Linked DNA regions of Homo sapiens: region 2 is linked to region 1. The links are chromatin contacts, found by Hi-C or POLR2A ChIA-PET in ENCODE. All regions are on one chromosome and are shown on one strand. The core of a region is the stretch at or near the end of the contact, and the rest is flanking DNA. Distances in the headings are between cores, read along the strand shown. Region 1 overlaps RHOQ (ras homolog family member Q). Region 2 has its middle 94 kb from the start of MSH6.

Region 1 (5,793 bases), core at 1,176-3,675:
GAGCTTGCAGTTTAGTTGGGAATTCAAGATATAAACATATAAAAAGACAGTCATATACAACAATAGGAGGGAATAAAAGTGTAAGCTGGAGCAAGTGAATATAGAAATGCTTAACAAACATTACTAAGCACCTACTATGTGCCCAGAACAGTGCTAACTGCAATAAATAAAGGAGGGAAGGATGAGATTCAAATAACATCTATTTGTAAAACACCTTATAAACATTTACAAAGCTCTCTCATTAAGTATCTATATGTTAAAAATAAGGCAATGCACTTGAATGTGCAGCAGTGCCCACAATGTGCCTGGACACCACTCCAGCGCCTTGCAGACCTCCAAGCCACAGCCTAGAAGAGGAAACTGCAGGCTGGTGTGGGAACGTGCATCAGGTTAGCACCCAAGAAGAACAATTCTGATAGGTGAGGAGATACACACAAATGCATAACAGCTTTCGATCTTAGGAAGTTCATGGTAAGGTAGATAAGATGTATGTGAACATGATATTACAAGTTAGAATGTGGTAAATATAAAAAGTAGTAATGAGGGGACACTAAGAAAAGACCTCTTGGAAGAGGCACTTGAGTTGGTCCTTACAGAATGGAGAGAACTTGAACGTATCCAACATGCTAGGAATGCGACTTTAGTCCAGTCCCTTATTCCTTAGGGCCTTAGTTTCTCTGTCTGAAAAACGGGAGACTTATCAGTGACAAATGCTTTGAAGACCATAAAGTACTATAGGAATGTATTACAATCCCAAATAATGCAGGATAGTACTTTGATGTAAGAAATAGTCATTTATCAAAACCTACTAGAGTTTTCCTCTGTAACAACCTAGAATGAGAAACAACCTAGAACAAGGGGTAACAGATAAGCCCCAGCCTTCCCAAATCTAAAGCAGCTTCTGACTACGTGAAGAGAGACATAAAACATATGACAACTAAGTAAGAATATCCCTGAAAAGTGGTGGCTTTGTGGTCTGTGCAGTAGCAATTCTCTGTGTCACTTCCAAGGCACACAGTAGTAATCTTCATCTACAACATCTGTTTCTAGCGAGAAGTCCAAAACAGGCATCGAGCTCTTGAAACCCTCCACCCTTCAAAGGGTGCTACACAGAAGTCCAGAGGACACATGTCATGAAGCCAGCTTCTGAGAATGCAACTGTTTTCTCCTACATCTAACTTATATATCACAACATGTCTATGGTAATGCTTGGTCAGAGTAGCCTATGAAACCTCATTTCTTTTTTTTTTTTTATTTTTTGAGATGAAGTCTCACTCTTATAGCCCAGACTAGAGTGCAATAGCACAATCTCGGCTCACTGCCACCTCTGCCTCCCGGATTCAAGCAATTCTCATGCCTCTGCCTCCTGAGTAGCTGGGATTACAGGTGCCTGCCACCATGGCTGGCTAATTTTTTGTATTTTTAGTAGAAACGGGTGTTCACCGTGTTAGCCAGGAGGGTCTCAATCTCTTGACCCTGTGATCCGCCTCCCTTGGCCTCCCAAAGTGCTGGGATTACAGGCATGAGCCACCACGCCTGGCCTGAAACCTCATTTCTATTGTGCAGTCATTTTGACACTTTTGAGTTCATTTTATATTTAACTTTGTGAAATGAAAATATCAGTTTTTACCTCTTTAAAAATAACTCTGTTTTTCAAGGAAGCTGGGTTGGGTCCTTTTTGAAAACACTTTGGTAAGTTTGGTTCAAAACTCACCAGTGATGAGTTTACTGAATTTGCCTACCACTTCCTACTACCTCCCAGCACTCTTGGACTAAAGAAAATTTTGGGGAAGAGAAAGGTTTTTTTAGGTGCTATAAATTCTTAAGAGGTCACTGTTTTTCAAAAACTTTGCAAACATCTGGTGTTTTCTTTTCTTTTTTAATTTTCAGTTCAGTTGTGAAATGGTATTTATATGTCACTGGCCTGATTAGCGCTTAGTAAAAGAATTCTTGAAATTAAAGGTTTAGCTTCTTACTTTTAGCTACTGTCATCTTCATATGTTTTGATTTATAATAAGTCAGCCTCCTAATTAATATACCAATTATTTAGGAGCTAGAGAACTAGATCTTGGGCTTCTTTTCCATTGTGCTTTCCTTTTGGCCACCTGACTGATTGTAACTCCTGTTTAGGTTGGCTGGAGGAAACGGAGAGAAAATTTACATCTGGTGGAGCATAAAGAAACCAGCTAGAGGACTGGCCTTGTCATTATCTAACTGTGTTGTGACGAACTGGCACTTCCTCATCTCTAAAAGCAGGGCCCTGAACTAGAAGACCGCCACGTCACATGATGAAAAACACTCAAACTAACACTTCTTACCCTTGTGAGCAGCCCTACTAGCAGATTTAATGTGGGAGGAGGTTCACACTACGGGATAAAAATCAAGTTTTAGGATTCCATTTTATCTAAGCTGACCACCACAAGGCAGAGGATCAAGACTTAGCTAAATACAGCCCTCAGGCAAGCTTCACTTCCCCATCTGTGAAGGGAGAATAAATACACATGTTAAGATAAATGAGAGAGCTGGTCAAGTGTTTCGAGCTCTTTGGCAGACAAGCCTGACTTTCCAAAAAAAGACAAACCACAACTTCGGAGCCAGTGCTATTTCTTCTGTGCATGGTGAGGTGACTTCCCCAGTTGTAAAGGATTTAGAGCTGAAATTCCATATTGTCTGGAGCTATAATTACAAGTCTCTTGCACTAAAACAGAGGTCAGCTGGCCTAAAGCATGCTGAAAGAAGGTAAATGTCTGGTCACATTTCCATGTGGTATACTCCTTTCCTAACTTTTTGGCACAAATTTCATGTTGATAGAACATTCATTCACTCCACAAATATCTGGCAAGTAGGTGCTGAGTGCTGTGTATAGACGAGTGAACACAACACAGACCCTGCCCTCATTCTGTGTAGAGGACAGCAGAGGAGTAGGCACAGGGCTCTCAGCTAGGGCAGTACCACCCTATGTCTGGGGGGCATTTCGGACATTTGGGAGGTGCTGTCAATTGCCAAAATGAATGGGGAAACTCTGCTAGCATTTAAGGGTGGGAGCCGTGGTGCCACAATGACCTGTATGAGGAAAACCAGCTCCAGGCCCGCATGACTAGTGAGTGTACTGCTAGACATTCATAAACATGAAAAACTCTTTTGTGGGAAAACAGCCTGTTGCATAGCAAGAGTGATCCATCTTGAAGTAAAACTGCCATGATGACCAATGTTTGACGCCTACAATTCAAGGTGGTCCAGTAGCACAGATAAGCCCTCACAACCTCCCCGTGGTCATGAGTTTCTAAAGGAAGTCAGGGATGATGAGCTTCCTGTGTCTTTACCCTAAAAGCTTGCTATATAAAGGATACTTTCTGGAGGTTGGTTGTGAGAATCCACCATCTCTTGGCCTACCTAGACATCGTTTCTGTTTCTAAGTCTCTATTAAATATTTCTTTCTGAGAAACTGGATTTGTCAGTCTCTTTCTTCAGCCTCTCAGCTCCCTTGGCCTTTGAAGGTAGGTTTGCATAGACCTGCTCACCATGGAACACCTTTTATAATCGCATGAATCTAGGACCTGATCCTGCTGCATATATAAAAAAATAAAGTTTTTTGGCATAACTTTAGTGCATATTTTAAACTTTTTCTTTTTTGAGCAGGGTTTTACTCCGTCACCCAGGCTGGAGTGCAGTAGCATGATCACAGATTGCTACAGCCTTGACCTCCTGGGCTCTAGCCTCCACCTCAGCCTCCCGAGTAGTTGATACTACGGGCATATGCCACCATGCCCAGCTAGTCAGAAATTTTTTTATTTTATTTTTTTTTTGTAGAGACAGGGGTCTTGCTCTGTTGCCTGGGCTAGTATCGAACTCCTGGGCTCAAGCAATTATCCTGCCTCAGCCCCCTAAAATGTTGGGATTATAGGCATGAGCCACGGCCCTCAGACTTTAATGAATTTTCTAGGAAGGTAATTTCAGTCCACATTGAAGGAGAAAGATTGAACTTTATTTTGTTTGAAACATCACAGGAGGCTGGGTGCAGTGGCTTATGCCTGTAATCACAGCACTCTGCGAGGCTGAGACAGGTGGATTGCTTGAGTCCAGGAGTTCAAGACCAGTGTGGGCAACATGGCAAAACACGATCTCTACAAAAATAAAAAATGAGCCAGGTGTGATGGTGTGTGCCTATAGTCCCAGCTACTTGGCAGGCTGAGGTGGGAAGATCACTTGAGCCTGGGAGATTGAGGCTGCAGTGAGCTGAGATCATGCCACTGCACTCCAGCCTGGGTGACAGAACGACACCCTGTCTCAAAGAAAAAAAAAAAAGAAGAAAAAGAAAAAACAAACATCACAGGATTTACTTACCATCACAGAAAACCACATGCCACTGGCTACATTGCTGTTAGTATCTGAGTCACTAATAAAAAATAACTATGTTAGCCAATATTTGTAACTGTTGCATTCGTGGTCATTTTACCTAATAGGTGCAGGCCTGATTACTTCATTATGATTTCTGGAGTAGTCAGCCTTGGGAGTTTAGGAATTTAACACTGAAATAAATAGTTTTATGATGAATTACTTTCCTTTTTATTTCTCCTTTATATCACTGCCAGGATGTTATACTGATTTAAAATTACATGTATAGGGAGGTTATATTATCTATAGATTTCATTTGAGGATAAGTAAAAAGGAAGTATTTGTTATAAAAATGGGAGATGGGTCTGATAAAATTGAGGTATCAAATCAGGCATTGAACAAATTGGGACAAAAATGACTATAAATGCAAATTGGGACAGGTGCTATGAAGGAAAAGAGCCAGGTTCTGGGAGAGAGAATAACCAGGAAGATGAGTTTCAGTCTGCGCAGGCAAGAAAGACCTCTCTGCAGGGGTGATGTTCAACCTGAGACCTGAGGGACCGCTTAAGGAGACAGACAACAAGACAATGTATGCAAACGTCCCAAGGCAGAAAAGCCCTGACATACTGAAGACCACAGGGAAAGGCCAGGTGACAGGTGGGGCTGGAGAGGGAGTCAGCTTGGACCCCTCTGCAGGGCCCACCTGCAATGGAAAGTCATTAAAAGGTGAGCCCCCGACCCCCGCAAAAAAGTCACAAAATTTGAAAACGATAATCCAGGCTACTTTGAGAAGAATGAATTAGGCAGTCAGGCTTATAAGGGGAGAGGTTATTATAGTAATTCAGCTGAGAGAAGATGGAAGCTTAGACTAAGGGACAGCAGTTGACAGCTAGAGAAATGGTGGATTCTAGATATATTCTGGATATATCTAGATGATATGGCATCTTTTAGAGGGATGAAGAAAACTGAGGGTAGGGTAGAGAAGCACCATAGGGAGAGAACTCAAGAGGACAGTTTGGGACGTGTTAAGCTTGAGATGTCAAGCAGGTGGTCAGAGGAGGTCTCTGCCTCTGAGTTCCAGAACTAGCTTATTACTATGTACCTCCTTTTAGCTGAACCAGAAGCATCTCAAATTCAACATTTCTGAACTAAATTCATTTCTTCCCAATCAAAACTGCAACTCCTCCTGTATTCACCATCTCACTAGAAGATATCACCACTCAATCAGGGTGCACAAGCCAGAAACCTGAAAGTTCTCAGGATCAACCCCTAACACAAATACACACACTAAAGCAGTCACCTGCCCAGTGAGTTTCCCTGTTTCTTCTCTCTCTCCGTATTTCTTCACCTGGGAGCTCCTACTCATCTTCCAGGCTTGAGTCTGGAAATCACTTCATCCAGCAGATCTTCTCTGAACCCCCAGTTCAGCTTAAGCATTGCCATGCTCCACACTTCTGT
Region 2 (5,793 bases), core at 1,912-4,411, 1.1 Mb before region 1:
AGAGAATGAAAAAAATTATAAGAGGTTCTAAAAGGTTTATGGAACTCTTATTGTGTATGGTCAAACTGATTGAATTTGGGTGAATTTGTTATAAGGTTTTGTTAAAATTAGCTTTGCCATTAATAATACACTGATGCAAAGGTAGAATTTTGAAAAAGATTTTCATCTAGTATTAATAAGGGGTAATAATAGATTTTTGTTTACTTTTAAGTATACTGAAAAAAATGAGGGGAGAGGGAGAGACAGACTTTGTTTGCCTCATGCTGTCTTTATTAGGTCTTTTGATTGTTGGGAAAATGAGACTCTTCTCTATCAAAGAGTAAAGTTTTTGCTTTTTGAAATCTTTGAATTATCACTTTGGCTCAATGAATGATTATTATTTTACAGTGACCTGTGATCCTATTTTGATAAAATGTTTTAAACCTTTCATATTTAACAAACTTCCTAAAATTAAATTTCAAGTTCCAAAAAGAGCCGCTGGAAGTTCAAGAGAGACACACTAAGTTTATTTTGTATGTAAATGTCACACAGGAAGCATTGTCAAGTAAGAAATGGCGTTTAACTTTCTCTGAGTTCTATTTGTATAAATGTGTTGTTAATATGTGTTCCAAAATTGTGTGAGATTCCTAAAATTCTGATATGTCTTAGTAAATGTTATCAATTATAATGATTATTATGTTAAATTTTTGTACGTCACAGAAATAACCAAATTTTTTTTTTTTTTTTGTCAATCACATCTTTTCTTTCTTTCTTTCTTTTTTTTTTTTTTTTTTGAGACAGTTTCACTTTTGTTGCCCAGGCTGGAGTGCAGTGGTGCGATCTCAGCTCACCGCAACCTCCGTCTCCCAGGTTCAAGCAATTCTCCTGCCTCAGTCTCCTGAGTAGCTGGGATTACAGGCACAAGCCACCACGCCTGTCTAATTTTATATTTTTAGCAGAGACGGGGTTTTATCATGTTGGCCAGGCTGGTCTCAAACTCTTGACCTCAGGTGATACACCCGCCTCAGCCTCCTGAAGTGCTGGGATTATAAGCGTGAGCCACCGCGCCCAGCCGTTCCTGTTGTTTTTATGTTACAAAATTTATCAGCAAGTCTCCTTTTGCGGGTGGCGGCGAACGCGGAGAGCACGCCATGAAGGCCTCGGGCACACTACGAGAGTACAAAGTAGTGGGTCGCTGCCTGCCCACCCCCAAATGCCACACACCACCCCTCTACCGCATGCGAATCTTTGCGCCTAATCATGTCGTCGCCAAGTCCCGCTTCTGGTACTTCGTATCTCAGTTAAAGAAGATGAAGAAGTCTTCAGGGGAGATTGTCTACTGTGGGCAGGTGTTTGAGAAGTTCCCCTTGCGGGTGAAGAACTTCGGGATCTGGCTGCGCTATGACTCCCGGAGCGGCACCCACAACATGTACCGGGAATACCGGGACCTGACCACCGCAGGCGCTGTCACCCGGTGCTACCGAGACATGAGCGCCCGGCACGGCGGCCGGGCCCACTCCATTCAGATCATGAAGGTGGAGGAGATCGCGGCCAGCAAGTGCCGCCGGCCGGCTGTCAAGCAGTTCCACGACTCCAAGATCAAGTTCCCGCTGCCCCACCGGGTCCTGCGCCGTCAGCACAAGCCACGCTTCACCACCAAGAGGCCCAACACCTTCTTCTAGGTGCAGGGCCCTCGCCCGGGTGTGCCCCAAATAAACTCAGGAACGCCCCAGAAAAAAAAATTTATCAGCAAGAAAATAATTTAAGATGATGGCTAGCTGTTTATGTCTCATGGAATTTTTATGATTAATCCAAGCAAGATTGTTTAAAAACAGCTGAGTTAATTTATAAGCTTCTATCTCACATCTGTTTATCTTTTCACCAATCATTATGTTTTGTAATATGTTTATTTAAAAATAATTCTCCAGGCTGAGCATGGTGGCTCATACCTCATGCTTGTAACTCCAGCACTTTAGGAGGCCAAGGTGGGAGGATTGCTTGAGCCCAGGAGTTTGAGACTGCCTGGGCAACACAGTTGGAACCTGTGTCTACAAACAAATTAGTTAGCTGGGCGTGGTGTCATGCACCTGTGGTCCCAGCTACTCAGGAGGCTGTGATAGGAGGATCACTTGAGCATGGAAGGTCAAGACTGCAGTGAGCTGTAATCGTGCCACTGCACTCCACCCTTGGTGACAGAGCAAGACCCTGTCTCAAAAAATGATGAGAATTATAATAATTCTACAACTCTCTTTGGTATCTTTCACCCTTAGAGTTTTGCTAAGTTAAATGATGGATATTCATTGCATTCATAGATTATTTCCAAACAAGGAGATATACTGAAGCATTAATTGCCTCACATAAGTATATACTTATCTATTGTTCACTTACTATAGAGGAATGAATGATATTTGGTTAGCAAACATGTCCTGTGCCACATTGAAAAATAGCATTATTTAAAAAAATAAGCAAAAACACCTCTATGTGCATATTTGGTAAGAAAAGTAGGATGTATTTTTGAAAAGAAAAAATATGAGGCATGAAGATGCGTTTTGGCTGAGGAAAAGGAGAGTAATTCAGTTTGGAAGTCCCTCCCCTATAGCATGGGAAATGCTCCCAAAGAGGCATTTCCTCTGCAGAGGTGGGCACTCAAAAACAAAGGAAGTCGCTCAGCCTAGACAGTCTCTGAGATGTAAATGACTCACTTCTGATGAGGAGGCGTCCAAATAACTGATCCTTCCAGACCACTGCTCTTCCCTTAACTCTTCATCATTTATTCTTTATTTATTTTTTTTATTTTTATTTTTTGAGACAGAGTCTCGCTCTGTTGCCCAGGCTGGAGTGCAGTGGTGCGATCTCAGCTCACTGCAACCTCGGCCTCCTGGGTTCAAGCGATTCTCCTGCCTCAGCTTCCTGAGTAGCTGGGATTACAGGCGCCCACCACCATGGCTGACTAATTTTTGTATTTTTAGTAGAGACAGGGTTTTATCATGTTGGCCAGGCTGGTCTCAAACTCCTGACCTCAAGTGATTTCCCCTACTCCTGCCCCCGCTTCCTCTGCACACATTGGCCTCCCAAAGTGCTGAGATTATAGTGAGCCACCACACCTGGCCATTCATTCTTCATTCAACAGGTAATCAGTAGCAGGAAATGGCCTAAACAGGGGTGTCCGAGAGAGAACACAGCCATGGGTTCTTAGTTTCTGTTTCTGGCTGGGCTAACAAAGCCCCTTCTTTATCTCTCTTTTCTGCTTTTCACTAGAGACAGAAACTAAAAACCATGGCTTCAGGTTGCTAAAAGCCTAAAACAAAACAAAACAGAACATGAACAACAAAATAAGGTGGGTTGGATGAGCTTGGCCTGCAGGGTGGAATTGGTGGATGTACTGAGGAATGGAACCGGAAGTCTGTGCTGGTTATTGGTATTTTGCCTGTCAGCTCCAAAGCCATTCTTTTTTGCCTGCTCTGTGAAAACGTATCTGGGCCTTTTAAGTATTTCTTTATTTTGTTCCTTTGCCATCTGGCACTTAATTGTCAGTAGAGGCCAGGGAAGAATGAGTGCAGGAGGAAAAGGGTTTTGCTTCCTGGTTCCATTGCCAGCTCTGCAGGCCCCTGCGGTGTGCGAGGCCTGCCCCAGCACCAGGCTTCTGCGGTGGATGTGGTTTCCCAGTGCCTCACGCCAGCAGCAAGGGTGGCTTCTCCAGCACAGCTCCTTCAGTGCTTGAAGCTTCTCCAGACTCCAGCAGCACAGCTGGATTCCTCAGTATCTGTCTCTTGCAATGTGTAATCAGCAGCACCTAGTACAGTAGCTTTCCCCTGTATCCAATTCTGATGGTTTTGTAGCGAACTGTCTGCACTGAGTTACTTCCCTGTGAACAGCCTTCTCCCCAGCACCCCAGAAGACAGATTTCTAGCATGTTCCACTGGCATGGCACCTCAGTGAGGTCTCTGATATTTAGTGAGTCACAGCCATGCTTCTCCAGCAAGGCCTATATCTCAGCCCAAGGGTAAGTACTACATCTCAGCCCTGGGGTGGTGGCTTTTTATATTATATTTGTCATGCACATCCATGTAAAGAGACCACCAAACAGGCTTTGTGTGAGCAATAAAGCTTTTTAATCACCTGGGTGCAGGTGGGCTGAGTCCAAAAAGAGAGTCAGCAAAGGGACTTAGGGATGGGGCAGTTTTATAGGATTTGGGTAGGTAGTGGAAAATTATAGTCAAAGGGGGTCTCAAGGTGCTCAGTGGGGGAGCTTCTGAGCCAAGAGAAGGAATTTCATAAGGTAATGTCATCAGTTAAGGCAGGAACCGGCCATTTTCACTTCTTTTGTGATTCTCCAGTTGCCTCAGGCCATCTGGATGTATAAGCACAGGCTTGGGCTCAGAGGCCTAAGAATATTAATCTGCCATTATCACATCAATTATATCTGCTATTCCTATATTCTTTTTTATTCTTTTTATTTCTTACTACCCCACCTCTGGTTACTCTGTCTAATTCCATGTTATGGTTAGTAATTCTTTGTTTTTTGTTTTTTGTGTTTTTTTTTTGAGACGAAGTCTCACTCTTGTCCCCCAGGCTGGAGTGCAATGGTGCAATCTCAGCTCACTGCAACCTTCCCTTCTCGGGTTCAAGCGATTCTCCTGCCTCAGCCCCCCTGAGCAGCTGAGACTACAGGCGCCTACCACCATGCCCAGCTAATTTTTGTATTTTTAGTAGAGACGGGGTTTCACCATGTTGGCCAGGCTGGTCTCGAACTCCTGACCTCAGGTGATCCACCTGCCTCGGCCTCCCAAAGTACCAGGATTACAGGCATAAGCCATCGTGCCCAGCCTATGGTTAATAATTCTTTATATTAAACTTTTTCTATTTGAACTACTGTTTTTTTTCTCTCTTGATGGGACTCAGACTGATACATTTATTCATTCTGGCCAAAGACAATAAGACATGGGTTTTGGATGGGTGTGGGCTTATGCCTGTAATCCCAGCACTTTGGGAGGCCAAGGTGGAATGTTTGCTTGAGTCCAGGAGTTCACAACCATTAATTAATGAGTTAAATAAAATCTTTGACATCTGTTTGTTTTATATTTGTATGAGTATCATCATTTTACCTTTAAAAAAAATCTTTCAGCAGCGACCAGCAATAGAATCCCACAAAGAGAATGGCTTAATCATTTGGGGAGGACCATACAGAAGGAGAGGCAGGGCAACATAGTGAGATCCTGTCTCTACAAAAAATTTAAAAATTAGCTGGGCATGATGGCGTGCACATGTAGTCCCCAGCTACTCGGGAGGCTGAGGTGGGAGGATCACCTGAGCTCAGGAGGTTGAGGCTGCAGTGAGCCATGATCGCATCACTGCACTCTAGTCTGGGTGACAGAGTGAGACCTTGTGTTAAACAAACAAACAAACAAACAAAACCAGGGGTCATGTCCCACAAGAGCTCATAGTCGAGTGGGTGGAGGAACAAGAAAACAGATAACAGTGTAAGGAAATACAAGGGGCTATAACTGAGATATGACTACAACCTATGGAGGTCCAGCAAGGGAGCAGAAGGAGCTGAGAAGGTTTTGCCTTTTTTTAAATAAAAAAAAAATGTTTTTGGCCAGGTGCAGTGGTGTCGGTAATCCTAGCACTTTGGGAGGCCAAGACGGGCAGATCACCTGAGCTCAGGACTTCAAGACCAGCCTGGCCAAAATGGTGAAGCCCCATCTGTACTAAAAACACAAAAAATTAGCTGGGCATGATGGCGGCGGGGGTTGGGGGTTCCTGAGAGAGAAGAATCACTTGAACTCAGGAGACGGAGGTTGCAGTAAGCCC

Evidence for each region. Hi-C counts contacts between places; a loop is a spot of excess contacts on that map. ChIA-PET counts read pairs that join two places held with the same protein, here RNA polymerase II (POLR2A). Pooled maps may share reads with other maps.
Region 2: a pooled map shows a loop between it and region 1 (2.6-fold over the local background). The contact joins two enhancer-like sites. A Hi-C loop is called at or near these places in 1 of 168 maps with a recorded cell type or tissue (OCI-LY7) and 2 of 50 pooled maps. POLR2A ChIA-PET finds 5 or more read pairs at or near these places in 1 of 52 experiments (OCI-LY7).

The regions. Positions count from the first base shown.
Region 1 is chr2:46,565,908-46,571,700 of GRCh38, reverse strand. The region is part of intron 2 of RHOQ (ras homolog family member Q); the gene reads right to left. It overlaps RHOQ-AS1 (RHOQ antisense RNA 1), which reads left to right. Exons shown (of 2, transcript NR_104182.1): 2 at 2,131-3,445. Among named protein-coding and RNA genes, the nearest start is that of RHOQ-AS1, 11 kb to the left of the region's middle. RefSeq lists an enhancer at 941-1,040. Within about 2 kb of position 2,425, at least 9 of the 41 ENCODE cell types and tissues checked have a DNase peak (open chromatin) inside an H3K27ac peak, as active enhancers do; they include OCI-LY7, where a contact is called at or near this core.
Region 2 is chr2:47,686,584-47,692,376 of GRCh38, reverse strand. It overlaps a transcript of MSH2 not described here and the pseudogene RPL18AP6. Among named protein-coding and RNA genes, the nearest start is that of MSH6, 94 kb to the left of the region's middle. RefSeq lists an enhancer at 749-1,415. Within about 2 kb of position 3,161, at least 2 of the 41 ENCODE cell types and tissues checked have a DNase peak (open chromatin) inside an H3K27ac peak, as active enhancers do; they include OCI-LY7, where a contact is called at or near this core.